Regions from separate parts of the Homo sapiens genome. Here region 2 is linked to region 1. A link is an interaction called in ENCODE POLR2A ChIA-PET data of the cell type or tissue named here. Cell type or tissue: MCF 10A. All regions are shown on one strand. Links, peaks and the distances in the headings refer to the core of each region. The heading gives the core; the rest is flanking DNA.

Evidence for each region. Peaks named below come from ENCODE experiments on the same cell type or tissue, not always from the same donor. Only the 100,000 strongest peaks of a DNase experiment are listed, where the experiment ranks them.
Region 2: POLR2A ChIA-PET joins it to region 1 with 12 read pairs; 2 of 35 experiments call an interaction of 5 or more read pairs at or near these places.

The regions. Positions count from the first base shown.
Region 1 is chr12:27,586,728-27,598,025 of GRCh38, forward strand. The region is part of intron 2 of PPFIBP1 (PPFIB scaffold protein 1); the gene reads left to right. It also overlaps the pseudogene C12orf71BP. Among named protein-coding and RNA genes, the nearest start is that of PPFIBP1, 68 kb to the left of the region's middle. RefSeq lists a silencer at 6,101-6,160. In MCF 10A, for the core only: no CTCF peak of the experiment used is centred there; DNase peaks (open chromatin) are centred at 5,184, 6,074 and 6,764.
Region 2 is chr12:27,536,650-27,547,947 of GRCh38, forward strand. All of the region lies in intron 1 of PPFIBP1 (PPFIB scaffold protein 1), which reads left to right. Among named protein-coding and RNA genes, the nearest start is that of PPFIBP1, 18 kb to the left of the region's middle. In MCF 10A, for the core only: no CTCF peak of the experiment used is centred there; a DNase peak (open chromatin) is centred at 6,182.

The sequences.
Region 1 (11,298 bases), core at 1,903-9,902:
TTTCACCCTCAGAAGTCCCCCAGAATGCACAATGCATTATATAGTGACTATGCCTGTTCTTCTTGTTAGGTAGGAAGAAGCAGAACAATCTGTCATGGCTCAAAATAAAAGAAAATGTCCAATTTGAAGAAATTCTTAGTATTGTAAGTGTCAGGCTGTTCTTGATTTGTGAGAAACAAAAAATTTAAAAGATGGTATTTTGAAGGTAGAAATCAGATATTCAGGCTTTGAAACTTGCAAAAATTTCAAACGGCAGAGGACCTATCTCCGCATTCGGCAAAAATTATTCTTTTTAATCTCAACAAAAGCTAGATAAACTCCTGAAATCTTACGTGTTCTGTAAAAATACCTAGATGCTAGTCTGCTTTCAACTGAACCAATTTGCCTTTTTACAGTTAGGACTTGAAGGATGAATATTTACCAATCTATGAGACTGAAAATTCTTTGCAGCCAGCTGTGAACCCAAAGGCAGGTGCGAGAATGAATGAAGGAGTCCAGATTAAAGAATTGTCCAGTTTACATCACTTGAGAAGTCAAATTAATATCTAAGTTTTATTTAGAGTAAATGTTTTAATGTTTTAAATATATATAATCTCATAAGATATTACTGTTGGCCAGGCGCAGTGGCTCACGTCTGTAATCCCAGCACTTTGGGAGGCCGAGGCGGGCGGATCACGGAGGTCAGGAGATCGAGACCATCCTGGCTAACATGGTGAAACCCCGTCTCTACTAAAAATACAAAAAAATTAGCTGGGCGTGGTGGCGGGCGCCTGTAGTCCCAGCTACTCGGGAGGCTGAGGCAGGAGAATGGCTTGAACCCGGGAGGCGGAGCTTGCAGTGAGCCAAGATCGCACCACTGCACCCCAGCCTCGGGGACAGAGCAAGACTCCATCTCAAAAAAAAAAAAAAAAAAAAAGATATTACTGTCATACAAGTGTAACAGATTTAATACTTTAATAGAGATCTATACTACTTATTTACTAGAGCTTTTCTTTATATTTTCCCCATCTTTGTTTTCTCTCTGTCTTTTTTTTCCTGGACTACTTGAAAGTAAGTTGCAGATATCATGACACTTCTACCCTTAAATATTTCAGCCTAAATTTCCTAAGAACCTAGTCCACATTCAAAACCAAAATATCCTTTACTATAGTTTTTGTTTTGCTTTTGGTTTTGATCAAAGATTCCATCAAAAATCACAAATAGCAATTGGTTGTCATGTTTCTTTCATCTCTTTTATGAACTCTCTTGTCTCCCTGTCTTTTTTGTGTTTCCTTATTTTGTGTTTCATGATGTTAACATGTTTTAAAAGTCAAAGACAGTTGTGTGGTAAAATATCGTATAGTCTAGATTCATCTAACTGTTGGTGTCCTCATAATTAGATTCAAATTAAACATTGCTAGCAAGTGTACATTGCTTCTCTTCAGAAGGTGCATGATATTAGCTAGGCTGAGTTTAATCACTTGGCTAAGTTGGTGTTGACCAGACCTTTCCATTGTAAAGGTGCCTAATCCTCTTGATAACTAAGAATGCACCTGTGGGGTAATCTTAGAGAGCATGTGCATGTTTTTTTCCCTGACAGTGATTCACCCAATGGTTTTAGCATCTATTTTATGATTCATCTATTATGAATCAATTATTAAGTTGCTGGTTGCAATATGGTACTAACTTGATCTCTAAAGTCATTTTACTGAAGAAAAATTCTCCTTTCCATCCCATGTCCTGCTTGGGGAAAATCTTGGCCCAAAAGACGCATGACAGAAGGATCGATGAAAGTGAAACTTGAAAACAACTATCCAAACACACATTAACTATGAAGATGTTTGAAGGGTTTTCTTTTCCTTTCTGAGTGGGTATGCAGGAAACCTGTACCCTAGGGTGAGAGCTCTTTATTTTAAAGATTTGTACTTAAAATAATCTTTATTGCTGCAGGTGAGGAAAAACTAAATAAATTGCTATTTATTTTCTTTTGGACTGAGAGAATTCAGTAGCAATGAGATGAATTTTCTTTCAGTGCCACAATCTGAAAAGCTGTGATGTTTACCATACCATTTGAAAATGTCTTAGAAGTAGTTCCTTATAAAGCATATTATATTGAAATCAAATGGGCATTAAAGCCATGGAATTCCTTTGAAAGGTGGAATAAAGCGGAAATTGTTTTGTCTTGGTACTTCTTGATCTAGACTAATAATCCTTTGGGGGAATTTATCCTGAGGCTTTTTACCAATTGTGCTCATGACTGGCTCCCTCAGTGAATGTTATCTGATGAAGGTCTTATTTCACTTCTGAAAGCACAGCGTTGTTCTATTTGTTTGAGGTATTAGTAGGTAGCAGGAAAAGATCGACTCCAGGTAATGCAATATAAAACCCACCCGTCCATCTTGAAATTGGAGGTTGTCCTGCATGCTATATAAGTTCTCCCACTTGCAATATATAATGAGGAGACATATTTTTGAAGCAATTAACTGTTCCTTCAAAATTGTTCTTTATTGTTGGTGTAAGGACTTTAGCACTCTCTAGGAAATCGTCTATAACTTGCTTCATTTTTCTTTTGTTTTGTAAGAGGATTTTAGACTCTATTCTTGTGGCCAGTTAGACTTGGATCCGTGCATCCTCTTGAGCCGTGAATTTTCTGGTCTCAAAGTCCCAGGCTCAAGCGATCCTTGCGCCTCGGCCTTCCAAAGTGCTGAGGTTATAGGCATGAGCCACGGCACCTGGCCCATAATGTATTTGACACTATAATTAAGAGATACTGAGATATTTCCTATTTTAAAATACTTCGTCCTGCTTTCTAATATATAGCATGACACCCAACCTCAGAGGGTATGGAAAGCTTACTTTACTGTAAAGACTTGCAAAGCACACTGCTTATATTTTAGGGACAGGTTCATACCTGCCAAGCAGGTTTATGAAACACTGATGAATAAACACAAGTATGTCAGAAATCTTACTAAAGAACAGTGCATCTTATTCAGTGTAGACAGTCTTCTAAAGTATTTTGGTTGAGTTCGTCCTAGAGCTTAATTGCGAGAGTAAGAATTAAAATAATAAAACTGGTTGCAAGTCTTTTGAGAGTAAGATATGTCATCTTTCTTTCAGGCCTATCATAGTGTCTAGTCTAAAGCAACAGTAAGGCTCCTTGCATATTTGTTGAATTAAATTTTCAATTTAGTTTCTGAATTCCTTGGTCCTAATAGATTTCTCAGTTGATAGGTTGCCATCTCACTTGACGTCTACTTGATGGCTATGTTCTCTTCTTGTCTGCCTCCCTTTTCACTCCTGTTCTTGACCCTACTGACCAGTCTTTTTTGACTTAAAGAATAGCAACTCTTTAAGCTGTTGTATTTCACTTTTTTAAAATTATATAGACAGGATACATTAAAAACATTTAAAGAATTACATAGAGTCAGAGAGATAGATTACTTTCTACTAAATGCTGTGTTAGGATTTTGTTTTTTTTGTTTTTTTTGAGATGGAGTCTCGCCCCATTGCCCGGGCTGGAGTGCAGTGGTGCCATCTCTTCTCACTGCACCCTCTGCCTCCTGGGTCCAAATGATCCTCCGGCCTCAGCCTCCCGAGTAGCTGGGATTACAGGCCCCTGCCACCATACCTGGCTAATTTTTGTATTTTTAGTACAGACAGGGTTTTACCATGTTGCCCAGGCTGGTCTCAAACTCCTGACCTCAAGTGATCTACCCACCTCGGCCTCCCAAAGTGCTGAGATTACAGGCGTGAGCCACTGCGCGCAGCCCACTGTGTTAGGATTTGCAATATAAAGGAACTAAGACCTGGTGGTTGCCTTTAGATCTCACAGTCTACAGGTAAAATGGATCTATAAAGAGGGCTGAAAAGTACAAATCATGGCAAGAAGGTGGCAGAGCAGGGACTAGGGGACAGCTAAAGGAGGGTCATGATCCCTTTGCCTGAGGGATCAATATTGCCCAGTAGTAACCCTAGAGCAGGTTCTTTAAGGATGAGTTTCCCAGGCAGTCAGGAAATGGGGAGGGAAATCCCTATGGTTTTGTGTATTGGCCCCAGTGAGAAGCAAGTGTGTCCCCTTCGGGAACTTGATGAGTATAGATTTTAAAAAATATCTGGGAGAAGAGAAAGGCAAGGCATGGCAGATGTTACTAGATGTGGTAGACATGCCAAGTTTGGGTAGGAGGTATATGGGTTAGATCTAGAGGGAAGCAGTTAGAAGTTGGGGAACAGGAAGCCTTTTACAACCAACCTCCCCTTGCTGAATGGATTATTACTTCATTAGAACTCAATGTTTACCCACTACAGAATATTATCACTCATAGTCTTTATAGTCATATATTTGCCTGATTTTATCTCTTAAATAAGGCAATTGAGCCTAAAGATCAAGACTTTTTTTTTTTTGACAAGCTAGAAAGGTATCTGACACTCCTATTTGCTAAATATTTGTAGAAGGAAGAAAGAAGAGAGGAAGGAGAGGGATAAGGGAATTGAAATTGAGGAAAGGAAGGAATTTGAAACTGAAGAGTCATATGCTTTGCCACATAAACTCTGAAGGTCACACAGGATGGTAGTGCCAGCAGAAGAAGGAGGACGTTGAGTGAACCTGTGATTGAATGAGGAGGATGGTAGAGATGCTGGGAAGGTGAGAGTCAGGACAAGAAGGCTGAGGGCACCTTCCTCAAAGAAGTTGACATTCAGTGGAACGTTCAATGACAATTGCAAAGGAGTTTCAGAGGGCAGAATGGAATGGATTGGGAGAGGACTTGGTTAAGATTTACTGAAAACCCTGAACTTTTGGTAAATACTGCTCTGTGTGGGAAATGTTTCAATGAGAATTGACTCTTAATTAACTCTCACTCTTGGATATCCCTTGAACAAGTTGTCTGGAGAGTTCCTCAGGAGAATGTCTACTTGCAACAACAGTAATAATATTTATCAAGTGCTTGTGTTACCTCATAAACTCTCACACTAACCCTGTGAGGTATGTATTATTATCTTCCACTTCTTTTGAATGAAGACAGCTAGACTTAGAGTGGTTAAGAAGTGTTCACAGTCGTCACATTGCTCCTAAGTGGGCCACTACTACAGCCAAGGCAACACATGCTAGAACCTGTCAGGTACCTGGGGAATATCAGAACTGCTGTCTGATCTCTGAAATTGAAATTAATTTCCTCAGTGACTCAATACCTACTGCCACTCACTCAAGCCCTGCAAGTTCAAGCCAAATCATCCTGCCACCGCAGGAATGTGATGGGTCACGCTGCTACCTACTGAAAATGGGGATTTGGGTTAACTAGAGTAAAATACAGTAAGAATGGGTGAGAGGAGAGAAAAAGAATACTTCAGTTTAGGAAGCATAATACTACTTAAAATTTCCTGAGAAAGAATTTCTTCCCTTGGAAGTGCATCTTCCCAGGAGGTTGTGTCCTCACAGGGGGTGTCCTCACACGGGAAATAGCCCGCAGAGAGGCTCAGGTTGGAATTGGATTTGGAGCTGTCGTCCTTTCTGTCACTGTTAGAGGATGAATATGCAATGGAGTTCAAAGGCACAAATCTGTCAACTTGAGAAGCTTCAAAAAAGAACAGCACATATGCTTTCAATGTGAGTCAAGATGGTGTGCTGGAAGAGGAAGACATGGGTAACAAGAACGTTTATTTTGTTTATTGAGGAAAAAATAAACTATTGGGGATTATCAGTGGAATCCTATCTTATGGATTATTTTCAACTTTCCAAAAAGTTGAAAAATCTGTCTATATAGGATGTCCTAATTCAAGGGTTTCTTGAGGTTGAATTCTCTTGCCTCTGTGAAAGAATCGTTTCCTTGGTGCTGGCTGACGGGGACTCTTGGTGGCTTTCACAGGATGATACCTCCTCAGCAGAGGGGAGAGGATATGCTGCCTCAGCCAGCTGAAGGCCCACCCAAAGTTCAGGCAGCACTGGGCCTGTGTGTGGGAAGGAGTGTCATCCTTCTCCGGCTGCTCTGACAGGATTGAGATCTCTGGAGCACTTGTCCTTTGGCTGGCAGTTGCCTGGCTTATCATCTGCCAAGAAAATAAAGAATATGTTAGGTAGGCGTAACCATGACAGCAGCCAAGTCAACATTTACTCATTTATGGAACTCACATCCTTTTAGCAAAAATAGCCCAAGTAGGCTGGGTGCGATGGCTCACACCTGTAGTATCAGCACTTTGGGAGGCCGAGGCATGTGGATCACTTGAGGTCAGGAGGTCGAGACAAGCCTGGCCAACATGGTGAAACACTGTCTCTACTAAAAATACAAAAGTTAGGGTAGCAGACGCCTATAATCCCAGCTACTCAGGAGGTTGAGGCAGGAGAATCACTTGAGCACGGGAAGTAGAGGTTGCAGTGAGCCGAGATCACACCACTGCACTCCAGCCTGGGCAACGGAGAAAGAATGTCTCAAAAAAAAAAAAAAAAAAAAAGCCCAAGTGTCAATGCAAAGCTTCAATGTAGATACAGTTTTTAGTCCTTCTCCTTGCTTGCTACCCTCTTGTTTACCTCAGCATTCCTCAGTCTTTTCCCTAAAACTCCACCCTGACTCCTTTCTTCGTTGTCTGTCTCCCACTGGTATCACTTCGGGCCCCTTGGGACCTGCTTCCTAGTGGTCGTAAGATTCTGTGGTTCAACCCAGGCCTATCCCTTCCTATCCTATGAGGCATCTCTGTGCTCACCTCAGCCAGCTCATGTTCCTTAAGCCTTAGAGGAGTCTGTGGAGACTACATAACATCTTTATTTTCTGGTGGCTTGCACTTGGGCAGGTCTTGACAAGCATCATGTTCTTGATGACTGACCTGAACCATTTCTGGAGGGGAGCTGCCGTACAGCTGGAAATCTGAGTAGTTTCAGGAAACACAGCATCATCATCTTCATTGTCTTTCAGATTTTCTAGAAATGTCTGAAACTCTTGCACAAGATTATTCAGTTTGCTGACAGATAGTTTTGTCCTCTCTTTTGGGAACTTGTTTATCCACAGGTTGGCTCCATTTAGAAGCCTATTAGCTATTGAGTCTGTGTTGTCAGAGCCAACGTCCATGTCCCAGGCCAGGAAGATGTTCAGTTTGCAAAACTGTCTGGTTCGTCCTGAATTTGGTATTGTCTCTTCATGTGTTTCCTTATCCTTTCAGTCCCCCATGCCCCTTGGATGGGAGGGAGAAAGTGGATGGAAGGACCCTTGGAAGGTGCGTCTTCCCAGGAGGTTGTGTCCTCACAGGGGGTGTCCTCACAGGGGAAATAGCCCACAGAGAGGATCAGGTTGGAATTGGATTTGGAGCTGTCGTCCTCTATGTCGCTGTTAGAGGATGAATATGCCATGGAGTTCAAAGGCACAAATCTCTCTCAACTTGAGAAGCTTCAAAAAAAGAAAAGAAGAAAAAAGAAAAAGTAGGTGGGACCGGGGAGAAGAGAATCATGGTACTTAAGCAAAAACATTATCCATCCCCTTTTCTATTTTTTTTTTTTTTTTTTTTTGAGATGGAGTCTCACTCTGTCATCCAGGCTGGAGTGCAGTGGTGTGATCTCGGCTCACTGCAACCTCCACCTCCTGGGTTCAAGTGATTCTTCTGCCTCAGCCTCCCAAATAGCTGGGATTATAGGCACCCGCCACAATGCCCAGCTAATTTTTGTATTTTTAGTGGAGATGGGGTTTCACCATGTTGCCCAGGCTGGTTTTGAACTCCTCACCTCAGGTGATCCACCCACCTTGGCCTCCCAAAATGCTGGGATTACAGGAATGAGCCACCACGCCCAGCCCCATTCCCTTTTCTATTCAGAACTACCCCATTTAGATTGAAGTCTTATCCTATTTTTATAATCTCCCAGTGAAGGGCAGAAGAGGCAGCCCTCTGCCTTTCAAAACTTACTTCATTGTGTTATAATCCTCTCTACTAAGCATCTCCACCTCTCATCATTTGTCCTATTACAGTTTTAAGATCTTGTATCATAAAAGAAAAAGATCATTATATAAAATTGGAAAAATGTAGAAAAGTATGAAGACAAAAACAAACATGCCATGGTCCTACCTTCTAAAGGTAATAACTATCAAAACATTTTGATGGACTTCCTTATCTTTTCTATTTATATAAACACACACATATATATCTGTACATTTATATAATATATCCACATATCCATATATGTGAATGTGGCTATCACATCAGTTGAAACAGATTATTTTATGGCATAGCCTACAACAAACATATATATGGTTACTCTGCAATTGTTAATTCTTATTAATGACCATTAGGTGGTAGTTATTGTTTTACTAAATAAATCTGTAGTAAACCTGCTTTTCCATAAATCTTTGACTATGACCCTTATTTTTCTATGTGTAGGATTAATGGACCAAACATCACAAATATATTACAGTCTTCTGCTGGTTGATACCAAATTACTTTCCAGGAAGGTTTTGCTGTTTAGATGCCCATCCTCCCATCATCTGATGACACTTTTTAGTCCAGCTTTTTCTGTGAAGCCCCGGAAAGCAAGTAGGGCTGGAAGAATGCGTGCACACGCGCGCGCGCACAAACACACACACGCGCATACACACATGCGTGTGCTCACACACACACATGCACGCAAGACTGTCACACCCTGCTCTGGTGGCTGCCCACATGGAAGAAGTGCTGCTAACTCCTGAGGCAAGAAGGGGAGACGTGAGAAATCCTTCACATCCCGAGTCTCAGTGGCTAAAAGTCCAGCTGTCAGAAGTCTGTGTTCTGAGACTGTTGGTTACCATGGCAACAGAAAGACCTGAATTAGAGCCAGGAATGTGGAGAGAGAAAAGGAAAAACGGGGATAGAAAGCCACAGAATTATCCCTTTTGCTTCCAAAATATTCTGTGCCCTAGGCCGGGCGCAGTGGCTCACGCTTATAATCCCAGCACTTTGGGAGGCTGAGGTGGGCGGATCACCTGAGGTCCGGAGTTTGAGACCAGCCTGACCAACATGGAGAAACCCCATCTCTACTAAAAATACAAAATTAGCCGGGTGTGGTGGCCCATGCCTGTAATCCCAGCTACTCAGGAGGCTGAGGCAGGAGAATCACTTGAACCCAGGAGGCAGAGGTTGCGGTGAGCGGAGATAGCGCCATTGCACTCCAGCCTGGGCAACAACAGCGACACTCTGATCAACAACAACAACAACAACAACAACAACAACAAAATATATATATATATATATATATATATATATATATATTTTATGCCCATACCATCCCGGATTGAAGAGGATTCCTCTTGAGGGTAGAAGGACGAATGCATGGAGGTTACTTCTCTCTTGTCAGGTGGCTAAGATGGTTCCCGTCCTTAGGAGATTTAGAGCTCTAAATAAGGGGCATGGGTATAAATACACACACACACACACACACACACACACACACACACATATGCTTACAAATGGCAAAAAGCCAAGAAACACTTATCTGACCTAAAAGAACCTCAACGCATTGGAATCTATCAATTTCTAAAGATCTTTTCCAAATATTTGTCTCCATTTCTGCTTAACAAGATTACAGTTAAAGTTTGCCATGACTCAGTCTCACTTTTTTCACTGTAGAACTGGCTTAAATTCGTTTGTTCTGTTAAATAAGATGTTTAAGGAATTCTGATGACATGATAGAAGAAATAGGCAGAGTTATAGTTAGAAAGAAGCAGATTCTACTACCCAATAGATGCAGCCTGGCAGGTACCCACAGACTGCCCACAACTTCCCTGAGTGATTGTGGACCTGGATTAATCCTGGAGGCTGTTTAAGTCAGAAGTAACATGTTCCCCAGCATTTATTTTATTTTGTTTTATTATTATTTTTTATTTTTAGAGACAGGGTCTCACTCTGTTGCCCAGGCTGGAGTACAATGATGCCATCATAACTCACTGCAGCCTCAAACTCCTGGCCTCAAGCAAACTTCCTCAGCCTCCCAGGTAGCTAAGACTACAGGTGTATATCACCATGCCTGGCTAGTTTTCCCTAGCACTTATTTAACACTTATTATATGCCAGATCTTGTACTAAGCACTTTATATGTGTCATTTTTTAATCCTCACAGCAACTCAATCAGTTAAGTATCATCATATGCCCCATTCAATAGAAAGAGGAACCAAGGCATGAATGGTTGTATAACTCTCTCACATTCCCTGATCATAAACCCAGAACCTAGATTCAAACATAGCCAGATTCAAACATAGGTAGTCTGGCTTCAGAGCCCATATCCTAACCTCTACACACTCTTGTCTCAGGAGGCTGACCACCCACCTCCTCCCTGGAAGATTCCTGGGGGAATTGATCCAGGCCGAAATAAACCCATGTTCTGGTTTCTTGGAAGAAAATCCGTTGAGGGGAACCGCATGTTCTAAAAGTACTTGCAAGGGGTACATATGGTATACAGGACTGGCTAACAATGGTGTCCATATTTGGGGCAGGCCAAAATGAGATTTATTTATTTATTATTTATTTATTTATTTTTGAGACAGAGTCTCGTTCTGTCGCCCAGGCTGGAGTGCAGTGGCACGATCTCGGCTCACTGCAACCTCCGCCTCCCGGGTTCAAGCAATTATCCTGCCTCAGCCTCCTGAGTAGCTGGGATTACAGGCGCCCAGCTAATTTTTGTATTTTTAGTAGAGACGGGGTTTCACCATGTTGGTGAGGCTGGTCCCGAACCCCTGACCTCGTGATCCACCCACCTCGGCTCCCCAAAGTGTTGGGATTACAGGCGTGAGCCACCGCGACCGGCCACCAAAATGAGATTTAAAATAAGCATTCAGCTTTCTCTTTGGCATAATGGGATCTGGAGTCGTCTCTCTAGCTGTTCATAAAAAGTTGGTGACTGCCTTCCAGAACTCTGGGGGCCTAAAAAACAATTCATAAGTAGCTTCTTCTCCATGCTGCTGGAGTAGAGGCGGAGGAGAAACTATGTTTTGTCATTACTCATGGAAATGGAGCACTTTGAACTGAATATAAACATTTAAGAAAAAAATGATTTCCCAGCGTAAACCACCAAAGTTTAGAGTGATCCCGAGGATAGAAGAGCTTCAAAGGGAGGCAGCCTCAGAGAAAACTTTAAATTTTATTTATTTATTTATGTATTTATTTATTTATTTTTGAGATGGAGTTTTGCTCTTGCTGCCCTGGCTGGAGTGCAGTGGCATGATCTCCAGCTCACTGCAACCTCTGTCTCCAGGGTTCAAGGGATTCTCATGCCTCAGCCTCCCAGGTCGCTGGGATTACAGGCATGTGCCACCACACCCGGCTAATTTTTGTTTTTTAGTAGAGACGGGGTTTCACCATGTCAGCCAGGCTGGTGTCA
Region 2 (11,298 bases), core at 1,532-9,531, 50 kb before region 1:
ATGCGATTTGGAGGGGCCAAACATCCAAATCATATCACATCGTTCTCCTCTGCTCACTTGTGGGCTCCATTGTCCCATTGGACCTGACTTACAAAACGCAAATTCAAAATTATTATCATTCTCAAGATGGTGACAGTAGAGTATTAAACCAACTGTGGGTCTTTTCTGAGCATGGGGTCCTGTGTTACTGCCCAGGTCACAGGTCCATGAAGATGTCTCAGAAGTCAAAGAGCTCACTTTTGAGGCTAAGTTTCCCTTGGTCCTAACGTCTCAGCTTCATTATTAAAGTTTGCAATGTAACAGGTTTGTGGGTGGTAGCCTAGGGGACTCTCTTCTGGTCATCAGCAAGGTCATTTTTGCCTTTCAATAATTTTTTAATCACTCTTCATTCCCCCTACCAGTATATCTGGGTTCGCATCCTCCTTCTCTCTGATACAGACCTTGCCGTTGTCTCCTACTGGAGCCCTGCAGGTAGTCCCTTCTCTCTCTCTTTTTTTTTTGAGACGGAGTCTCTCACGGTCACCTAGGCTGGAGTGCAATGGTGTGATCTCAGCTCACTACAACCTCTGCCTCCCTGGTTCAAGTGATTCTCCTGCCTCAGCCTCCTGAGTAGCTGGGATTACAGATGCCTGCCACCACGTCCAGCTAATTTTTTGTGTTTTTAGTAGAGATGGGGTTTCACTATGTTGGCCAGGCTGGTCTCAAACTCCTGACCTCGTGATCCGCCGGCCTCGGCCTCCCAAAGTGCTGGGATTACAGACGTGAGCCACCGCGCCCGGCCCCCCGTTTCCTTATTCTGCACCTTACTGCCAGACAAATTTTCCAAGTAAGTTTGGTTCCAGGCCACCCTGCCTACTCCAAAGCTTTCTTTGACCTCCTGTGAGCCATGGCTTACAGCAGAGTTCTCATCCTGTGTTCCCGGGGTGGAGACTGCATGGAGACAGGGTTGGTTTGGCCTGCGTGTTATTAATAAAGAAGTTTCAGCCAACACTTGCTTTGGGAGGGTTTACTTACTGAAATTCACCTATTGAAATTCAGATTTTAAAAAGAGGTCTGGCCACTGTGGGCTCTTGTTTCCTTGTCCTGCGCTGGTGCCTTAAAGAACAAGATGGACTGGGCATGGGGAGAAAGATGCCCAGTCCATCTTGTTCTTGGGTTTACTCTTAAGGCAGAGTGATTCTTTGCTGTGGCAAAATCTTCACTTTTAGCTATGTAAATGGAAAGCAGGTATCTGGCTATTCTTAAGAATGGTGTGAAGCAACCTGAATGTTGATCTTTTAGTCTGAGAAATTAAATTCCCCGTTCATAACGGAAATTGGGTGTATGCTTTGTAGCAGCCTTTGGTTGCTTTTTTTAGGAGAAATATTTCTTAAGTCTCGCCTGGCTATTATTACCACTGTATCATCTTGTGACCTCATCTGATCTTGACCTTTCTCCAAGCTTGCCTTTCCCTGCTCTTCTGTGCAGAGGACTCCGGCTCCAATCCCTGGATGGCTTTAAGTCCAGCAAACCTTTCTGTTTTTCCTATCGCTCTTCTCTTTGCTTAACCTCTCCTCTTTCCTCCAGACCCACTTAAAAGCAGTTCATCAGGAAAACTTAGCTGACAGTCTCAGTCAGAACTCACTCGTGCAGGAACTTTGCAGGAAGCAGGTAATCAAATTTTGGGGTTTTAACTGCTCAAGTACCAATTCGGTGGTGAGTTAAGGTTGTCTTTGAAGGTTCCTTCCAGCCCAGTGATTTTGAGATCTGGCATCTACTTGTTATTTGAAATTGTACTTTGTGATAGGAACTTTACTTGCAGTATCTCAGTTAATTATGACGTAGCACTAGCATTACCTCCATTTTACAGATGAGGAAACTGAGAATTTTTTCCAACACTGACTCTCAAAATGGCTCTTTTCTGGATTTGTCTTATTTCTTCAAATAGATTATGGACTAGTTGAAGACCATGACTGCCTTTGTTGACAATGCTTGCTACCTGGTAGGAACTCAGTAAATATGTGATGAGATGATTGGTTCATTCAACCAATATGCATTAGGCCTATACCAGGCTCCATGGAGATGCAAAGATGCCCCAGCTAGAAAATGCAGTATTAGTTATACTCTAAGCTTGGCCTCCTACCTGGGCACGAAAGTAGTATGGAATGGTGGATCTTGGGCTCTGGAGTTAGATGGACCTCATTTGTCAAATAGGGGCAGTAATACTGTATACTTTTGTAGCAGTAGTTTTCAATTGCAGTGATTTTGACCTGTAGCAGTCATTTGGCAATGTCAAGAGACATTTTTTGTGTCACAACCTGGGGGTGGGGGTGCTGCTGGCATTTGGTGGGTACGTTCCAGGGATGTGGCTAACCATCCTACAATGCACAGGACAGCCCCCCACCAATGAAGAATTATCCTGCCTCTAAGTATCAGTAGTGCTGAGGTTGAGAAATGCTGCTTTAAAGAGTTGTGAAGATGAAACAAGATAATGACTGCAAAGAGTTTGGTGTAGTTAGCTGTTACTCCAAGAAAGCCATCCCAAAGACTGCAAAATCATACTTTGAAAGGCAAACACCAAAAGGCTTAATTTCATCAGCATCAGTGATTCTTGCCAGTGAGAAGCCTTATGCTAAGGATTTCATGCTGTCCTGTTTAGGAGTGGTGACAGACTCACTGGAGATTGTTTATGTTACACTGTGTACTACCATGAGCTGGCGTGGGTTTATCAGAGCTGTAAAAGCCATTATTAGTTTTTAGGATATTCCTGGTAAACTTCCTGCTTGCTTTACTAGTTTGTTCTGTGGAGATAATTTTGGTGTGCGGGTTTAAATCTTCTGATGGAAAATGTTTTGACTATCAAATTCCCAAAACCTGTTTTGATACGTGAGACATGAAACGTTTTGGTTTTCACATCAAGAAGCCCTATGTTTTTCTAGCCTTGGATTTTAAACAAAGCAGCTTTCCCCACTGTTTACTGCCTTACCTGCCTATCTGTGGGAGTAGAAGGGTGGAGAGCTAGCTGCTGGATTTCCATCTATTGTTTATTGTGGATTTATATTTGAAATTGTTACACTTTTTTTGTAATTATAAAGGTAATATATGTATCTTATAGAAAATTTGAGTAACATAGAAAAAATAGAGAAGACACAGTTAAAAAAAAGGCATCAGTAATACTTTCACATGAAGGTATAATTAGCTTTGGTGTGTTGGTGTGTTTTCTTCTTTTTCTATTCCTATATTTTTTCCATAGATGAAATATTCTGCGTATGTAATTTTGTGTCCCACTATTTTTAAAACTTCACATTGTTTTATTTTCATTTCCTTACACTACTAAAATGTCTGTAAATATTTCTAAGGACTGTAAAACATTCCATCTGTGGGTGTTTCATTATTTAATCCCATTGTAAAAATATAAAATATAGCCTATTTTCAATTTTTTTTTTTTTTTAGAGACAGGGTCTTCCTCTGTCACCCAGGCTGGAGTGATGTGATTATAGCTTACTGCAGCCTCAAAATGCTAGGCCCAAGTGATCCTCCTGCCTCAGCCTCCCATGTAGTAGGATTATAGGCATGTGCCACCATGTCTGGCTAATTTTTTTTTTTTTGTAGAGACTCTGTCTCAAAATATCAGTAGTACTGAGGTTGAGAAACGCTGCCTTGAAGGGTTGTAAAGATGAAACAAGATAATGAATGCAAAGAGTTTGGCGTAGTTAGCTGGTACCCCGAGAAAGCCATCCCAAAGACTGCAAAATCATCCTTTGAAAGGCAAACACCAAAAGTCTTAATTTCATCAGCATCAGTGATTCTTGCCAGTGACCCTGTCTCTACAAAAAAAAAAAAAAGTGATCTTCAGCCTCACAAAGTGTTGGGATTACAGGCATGGGCTATTGCACCCAGCCTATTTTCAATTTTGACGAGCATTTGTGCATTCAGTATTTTCTGTATTTCAGATCATTCCTGTCTATACAATAGATGATCACATGTGGAACAAAAGGATTGGATATGTGTGGATATTTTGATTAGTATTGTTGTCAGCTGCCCCAAAGCTTCTACTAATTTTTGCTCCTGTTAGCACAGTGATGTTCTCATATTAGTAGCATTTGATAATTTTCTAGGAGAAAATAAATTTTGTTTTTCTTTTTAATGTATTTGATATTATTGAGCTAAATCATGTTCATATGACTATTGGCTGTTTCTTAACAAACTGTTCATGTTCTCTGCCCATTTATTGGGAATTAGTATTTTTCTCATTTGTCATAAACTCTAGTTCGTGTATTTCACTTATGAATCCTCTATCATAGTTGCTGCAAATATTTTCACCTGCTGTTTCTAATTTTTAAATTCGGTTTGTCTTTTATTTTTGTTAGTGATATGGAGGTTTAAAATATTTATGCAGGCTAATCTATTGATTGTCTTTTGCACTTGCGGTTCTCCAACTTTCCTCTGTCTATACTAAAATGAACCCTTACTGCTCTGGAAGTCTCTATTCTGAATAATCAGTGTTTAAAATTATATCCCAAAGTAGGGTATCACAGGGTTTCCTGATGAGGATAAATGGGCCTGAAGTGCTTATGGGCACCCACTATGTATCATGGGAAAACTTGCACGTGTGTGTGTGTGTGAGAGAGAGAGAAAAAAAAAAATAGAGAAAGTTGGTGAGAAAAGGGGAGGCTGTTTTTGGGCCGAGGGTTGTTTGTTTGGCTTTTTCATTTCTTTTCCCTTGATAGAAGTGAGCTTACTGAAGGCAGCGGGGCTTCCATAGATTCCTGAAACATCTGAGTGACTGAAACCAGCGGCTTGCTGAGCGAGCTGTGACTACACCTGGCAAGGGGTGTGTTAGGCATGTGTTGAGTCTGTGAGAAGGCAGGCGGAGCAGAGACTCAGGCCACATCCCATCCAGTTCTCACCCCTTAAGTTTTGCTCTTTGAGGCTGCAGGCTGTTGCTCAGCCTCACCCAGGTTGAGTCCTGTGGGAGGACTCATAGGAGCCCACAGCCCTATTGCAGCTCACCAGCTGCACTAACTGTAGCTTGAAGACGAAGGTAACAACTAGCACTTACCTGGCACTTAGCTGTTTTGCAAAACCCTTTCACTAGGGCTTTTATAGATGCTTCTCACCTCAACCTTATGAGCTTAAATACTGTTTCCATCTCCATTAATTTGGAGGAAACCACCACTCAATAGATGCATCATTAAAATCCAGAGCTTCCGACTCCAGGGCTGACCTGCTCTACTTCAGAAAGAATTCCATCATTGTGTTTTCTGGTCGTAGTTTCTTGGTGGTACTATTAGGCAGAGGGTGGCACCAACTGTTTTAGGTTTTGGAGTCAGACATATCTTGACTGGAATCCCTACATAGCCCTATCTTGGCACTGTGACTTTGTTACTTACCCATCCTGAACCCTGGTTTTCTCATCTGTGAAATGGAAATAACAATGTGTACCTTGTAGGAATATGGTAGACCCTCTGGATCTGAGGGTTCCACATCTGGGGATTCAACCAATAGCAGATGGAAAATATTTGAAAAAACAAAATAACCATACAACAATAAAAATACAAATAAAAAATACAATGCAACAACTATTTACATAGCATTTACGTTGTATTAGGTCTTAAGTAATCCAGAGATGATTTAAAGTATATGAGAGAATGGGAAGATGTGTGTAGGTTATATGTGAATATGTAAGGAACTTTAGCATCTGCGGATTTGGGTATGTGTGTGGGTATCCTGGAAACCAATTCCCCATGGATACTGAGGGACAACTGTATTAAAAAGATTAAGTTGAGATTGGTGCAAAAGTAATTGCGGTTTTTGCCATTACTTGCAATGCCAAAACAGCAATTAATTTTGCGCCCACCTAGTATATGCAAGATGCCTAGTGCAGCACCACTGTGCTCATTCATTGTAGAAGCTCAGTAATGATTGTTTCTGAATCTCAAAGCTGAAAATGCTGCTGTTCTTTTTTTGTTTGTTTAAAAGTTTTAGAATTGCTGGTAGATCTGCACAGACGGGAAATTCTAGTGAATATCACTATATTTAGATGCTAGAAACACTTCTTTATCTGATCTATTTATTTTTCTGTTGAGTAGACTTTCTTTTCTGTTGTGGATAAGTCATCTGCATCTCTCAAATCCTTATGCTTAGAGAATTGCGTGATGACTCCTCAGCTTAGGATTGTGCTCGTAGGCAAAACATGTTTTGTCTACGTGTTCATGTAAAAAGCACAGACGGCTCTCTTGAAGGGCAATAACCCTTCTCTTACACATAGTTGAGATTTTTGGCATCATTCATGGAGTTGTTACTTGCCTAGGCTTCATAAACATTCAGGTACCAGAGCAACATTAAAAAAGAAGATTGTAGAAACTCATGAGAAAAGACAAATCTGTTACATAACCCAGGGGAGGCAAGTTGCTAAGTAAATTTTTATTTTTCATCCCATCTAAAAGTTAGGTTAGATTTGATGGGTCTTTACGCCAGACCTTGTTCAACCACATAAAAAAAACTCCCTGAAATTAAATCATTTTTGCCTGAAGAATTTCAACATGAGGTTGTCTTGCCATTGAATGTATAATGTGTGTTTATTTAGGCTTTTTCATTTTAATAAATTGAGCCAAGTAACTACTATAAATACTTTAATTTAGAATTATAATCCAATGCAGTCTTTTTTCTATGGAGTTAAAAATACCCTTTGGGAATCCTCTTTAAATGTGTCCTGGACCTTCTTATTTTTTTATCCCTGCTACCATGGTTGCATTTTCAATAAGAAATCAACTTAGTATTAGAATATGAAGTTATGCTAATGTAAGTGGGGCTTTATTGGGTTAAGGGTTAACATTCTTACATCTGTTCTGGGAACTTTAGATCCGTTGCCCTATGGTTTTTTCATTTTTTCCACCTTTTGGTAGGAAGGGAGAGACAATGAGGAGAAAGTCTTTTTTATATGATTTATACAAGTTTATAAATTAGAGTTTTAATATAATTCACGCCATGTATATGCTTCACCTAAAACATAGATACAGTTAAGGTCAGTGATTATGTGAAATTTACATGATTTCTAAGTTTCCTGTCATGTTTAGAGTTCAAGGATCAAATTGAGCATACCGTTGGCTAAATCTTATAACGTTTGCAAGCTGAGTGCAGGACGTTGTGAAATGCCTCACCCAATTGTAATAGTCAGTAGGAAATTCTTTTCCTAAAATTTCAAGCCTGTTGCTTGTCTTTTTTTCCCAGCCCCCCACCCCGCCCCTGCTTTTTTTTTTTTTTTTTTAAGACAAGGTCTCACTCTGTTGTCCAGGCTGGAGTGCAGTGTCGTGATCATAGCTCACTGCAGCCTCAACCTCCAGGCTCAAGCTATCCTCCCACCTAAGCCTCTCAAGTAGCTGGGATTACAGATGCACACCACCATGCCCAACTAATTTTTTGATTTTTTAATTAGACATAAGGTCTGGCTGTATTATCCAGGCTGGTCTCAAACTCCTGGGCTCAAGTGATCCTTCTGTCTCAGCCTCCCAAAGTGCTGAAATTATAGGCATGAGCCATCATGTCCCCCCTGATTTTTAAATTTGCAGCCAAAGTGGACATTTGGAGGCAGAGGTGTTTGTGGTGATAATGGTTAGGAGAGAATGGACAAACAAACTTGGTACTGACTTGACTATTAACTGACAGGATACAAAGGACTAAAAAATATGCCTAGTGATGGGCAAAGACTTCATGACTAAAACACCAAAAGCAATGGCAACAAAAGCCAAAATTGACAAATGGGATCTAATTAAACTAAAGATCTTCCGTACAGCAAAATAAACTGTCGTCGGAGTGAACAGGCAGCCTACAGAATGGGAGAAAAGTTTTGCAATCTATCCATCTGACAAAGGACTAATATCTAGAATCTACAAAGAACTTCAACAAATTTACAAGAAAAAAACAAACAACCCCATCAAAAAGTGCGCAAAGGATGTGAACAGACACTAATCAAAAGAAGACATTTATGTGGTCAACAAACATATGAAAAAAAGCTCATCATCACTGATCATTAGAGAAATGCAAATGAAAACCACAATGAGATACCATCTCACGCCCGTTAGAATGGCAATCATTAAATAGTCTGGAAACAACAGATGCTGGAGAGGATGTAGAGAAATAGGAACGCTGTTGGTGGGAGTGTAAATTAGTTCAACCATTGTGGAAGACAGTGTGGCGATTCCTCAAGGATCTAGAACTAGAAATACCATTTGACCCAGCAATCCCATTACTGGGTATATACCCAAAGGATTATAAGTAATTTTACTATAAAGATACATGCACACGTGTGTTTATTGCAGCACTATTCACAATAGCAAAGACTTGGAACCAACCCAAATGCCCATCAATGATAGACTAGATAAAGAAAATGTGGCACATACACAACATGGAATACTATGCAGCCATAAAAAAGAATGAGTTCATGTCCTTTCAGGGACATGGATGAAGCTGGAAACCATCATTCTCAGCAAACTAACACAGGAACAGAAAACCAAACACCACATGTTCTCACTCATAAGTGGAAGTTGAACAATGAGAACATATGGGCACAGGGAGGGGAACATCACACATTGGGGCCTGTTGGAGGGGTGGGGGGCAAAGGGAGGGATAGCATTAGGAGAAATACCTAATGTAGATGACGGGTTGATGGGTGCAGCAAATCACCATGGCACATGTATGCCTATGTAACAATCCTGCACGTTCTGCACGTGTATCCCAGAACTTAAGTATAATAAGAAAAAAAATAAGCCTAGTGATCCTGAGATAACAATCCAGTTGGGTAGCCTCATGCTGATCCCTTCAAATCACTTTGTCACCAGCCCTTTGAAACAGAGCCAGGATAGTACATATGAGAACCCAGCAAGTTTCACCAGGGATTTCTTGTTGCTGGCTGGTTGGCTCAGGGAGTAAATAGAGTAATTAGTGCTCATTAGCACTCCCACGAGCTATAATGCATCTACCTGAGGCAGAGAGATGCTTGCCTGTGTTCCTGAAGCATAGAAATCTCCATGTGATCTCTTCAGTCCAGACATTTTTGCACTGCAGAAACAAATGCCAACTTGGCAAGAGTAAAATCCTCCAAGTGCCTCAAATAACAGTAGGCAAAACCCGTGGACTAGGGACAGAAGGCTTTCCTAGGAACGGTTAGTGTGTCTAAGAAATTGGTGTGCTGTTTAAAGCTTTCTCTTCTCCCCCAACCGGCCGCCTCTCAGTGTATGCGACTGAGGTGAACCAGATTAGTCAGAGATGTTGGACACGGTAGTCGTATAACTTGATCCCCTCAGCCTCTTGTCAGCTGTACTTCAGAAGCTATAGTCTCCATTAATGGAGGGTCTGGATTGTAGAGTCATTGAGAAAGAAGAGAGAGCAACCTTTGACGGTGATCTGCGGCCCTGTCCAGGACCTTGTGCCATTGATAGTTCTTGTTCCTGTGAAATATTAATCTGTGGTATGAAGGTGGGAGTCACAAAGGGAGGAGGGAGCCAAGTTTTGGGGGCTTGGTACACATGCCTGGAGAAACATGTAGATAAGTTGCGAATTGGCAGATTGTTGTGGGAAAGAAGCCTCAACTAAGAATCTGGCACTCTGATCCCTACATTGATTAGCTGTGTGATATTGGGCAAGTCACTTAAGCAGTTATAAAATTGTTAGAACGATACCAGCCCAGCCCTCACTGGGAGGGCTTTAAGGATCAAATGAGATCACATGTAAAATGCTGTAAAAAATTAAATAATAGTGTGATTTTTGAGTTTTTATATGGAGTACATTAGCTACATTTTAGACATCCTCACCCAAACCTCTGGTAAAAGCACCTGCTTTTCCACTGACTTCCAGGCCTGTGACTCTAATTCCATCCCTGTACCCTAAACTAGACTGGAGCCTGTTTGGATGCCAGGTAGTTCCCTTGAAGTTTTTTGGAAGATAGTGCTGTCTCCTGGGCAAGACAATAGCAGGAGCTCCTGATTCCTGCATTGGCCTGTCTGCAATCCCCTTTCTTGGGAATGCAGTAAATTCTACAAAGTCATCATTCATCTATCAGTTACACAGGAATTGTTCCCTGTTCTTAAAAGTTTGGAACATTGGCTGGCTGCAGTGGTTCATGCCTGTAATCCCAGCATTTTGGGGAGACTGAGGTGGGTGGATCACTTGAGCCCAGGAGTTCGAGACCAGCCTGGGCAACATGGTGAAACCCCATCTCTACAAAAAATGCAAAAAACTGGCCAGGCATGGTTGTCCCAGCTACCAGGGAGGATGAGGTGGGAAGATCACTTGGGCTCAGGAGGTTGAGGCTACAGTGAGCCACGATTGCACCACTGTACTCCAGCCTGGGAGACAGAGTGAGACCCTGCCTCAAAAAACAAAAACAAATAACCAGTTTGGAATGTTATGAATAAAGTGTTCAGGACTCAGTTTCATACTTAGGTGGAACTGTTCTTGCCGGGTAGCTTTAGAATGAAGATTTGCTAGGATTTGAGGTTATAAAGTAAATATGTCTTTTGTGGGCAGCCATACTCTGATGGTTAAGGTTGGGAACCCCAGATGTGGCCTCCTTTGCTCTGGTGGCAGTTTTCAATGCCACATGATGTTGGGACAAGCAAATCACTACCTTTGCTAGGTCTCGCCGCCTTTACTTGTGAACTTGCTGTATTCCTGTGCATTAACTCCTGTCCCTGTTGACTGGGTTGGTGTTCAGAAAGTGATCTGAGCTGAATATCAAAAATGTGTAGTTTTTAAACTGAGTGGCTGTATGACGAGTATTTTTCAAAGACGGTTATCAGCCTTTGTAGGGCCTCTGAAGGAGCCTGTGACTTCCTCGTACAATTAGAAAAATAATGCTCTGCATTAGTTATCTTAGAAAACTGCTGCTGGTCTTAAATTAGGTTCCCTAGAAGCAGACTCTGAGACCAGGAGTGGGGTGCTGAAGGATTTTGGGGGTGAGCTCTCAGGAGACACCTGTAAGGAAGGAACAAGGCAAGATTGGGCAGAGGAGAAGCTGACTGGCAAATGTGGTTGCGTCTGAGACCCCAGCCACTTCTATGGGGAGCGCTGGATGGTTCTTCAGAGCTGTCCCCATTTGAGCAAGGGGCTGGACTTTTGTTTGCCTACATCAGCTAATTCCTGGCAACTGGCCACCCCTTCTGGGGGTATCACTTTGGGTGAGGCTGTGTCCTGCAGCTGGCTGAGGACCTTCCTTGTGAACCATCAGCAGCTGGGGATGGGTGTATTGGCCCTAAAAAGGACGTCTGGGTGGAGCAATATAGTGTCTACTATACTGTCCCAAAGAATCTAACCCTTTGA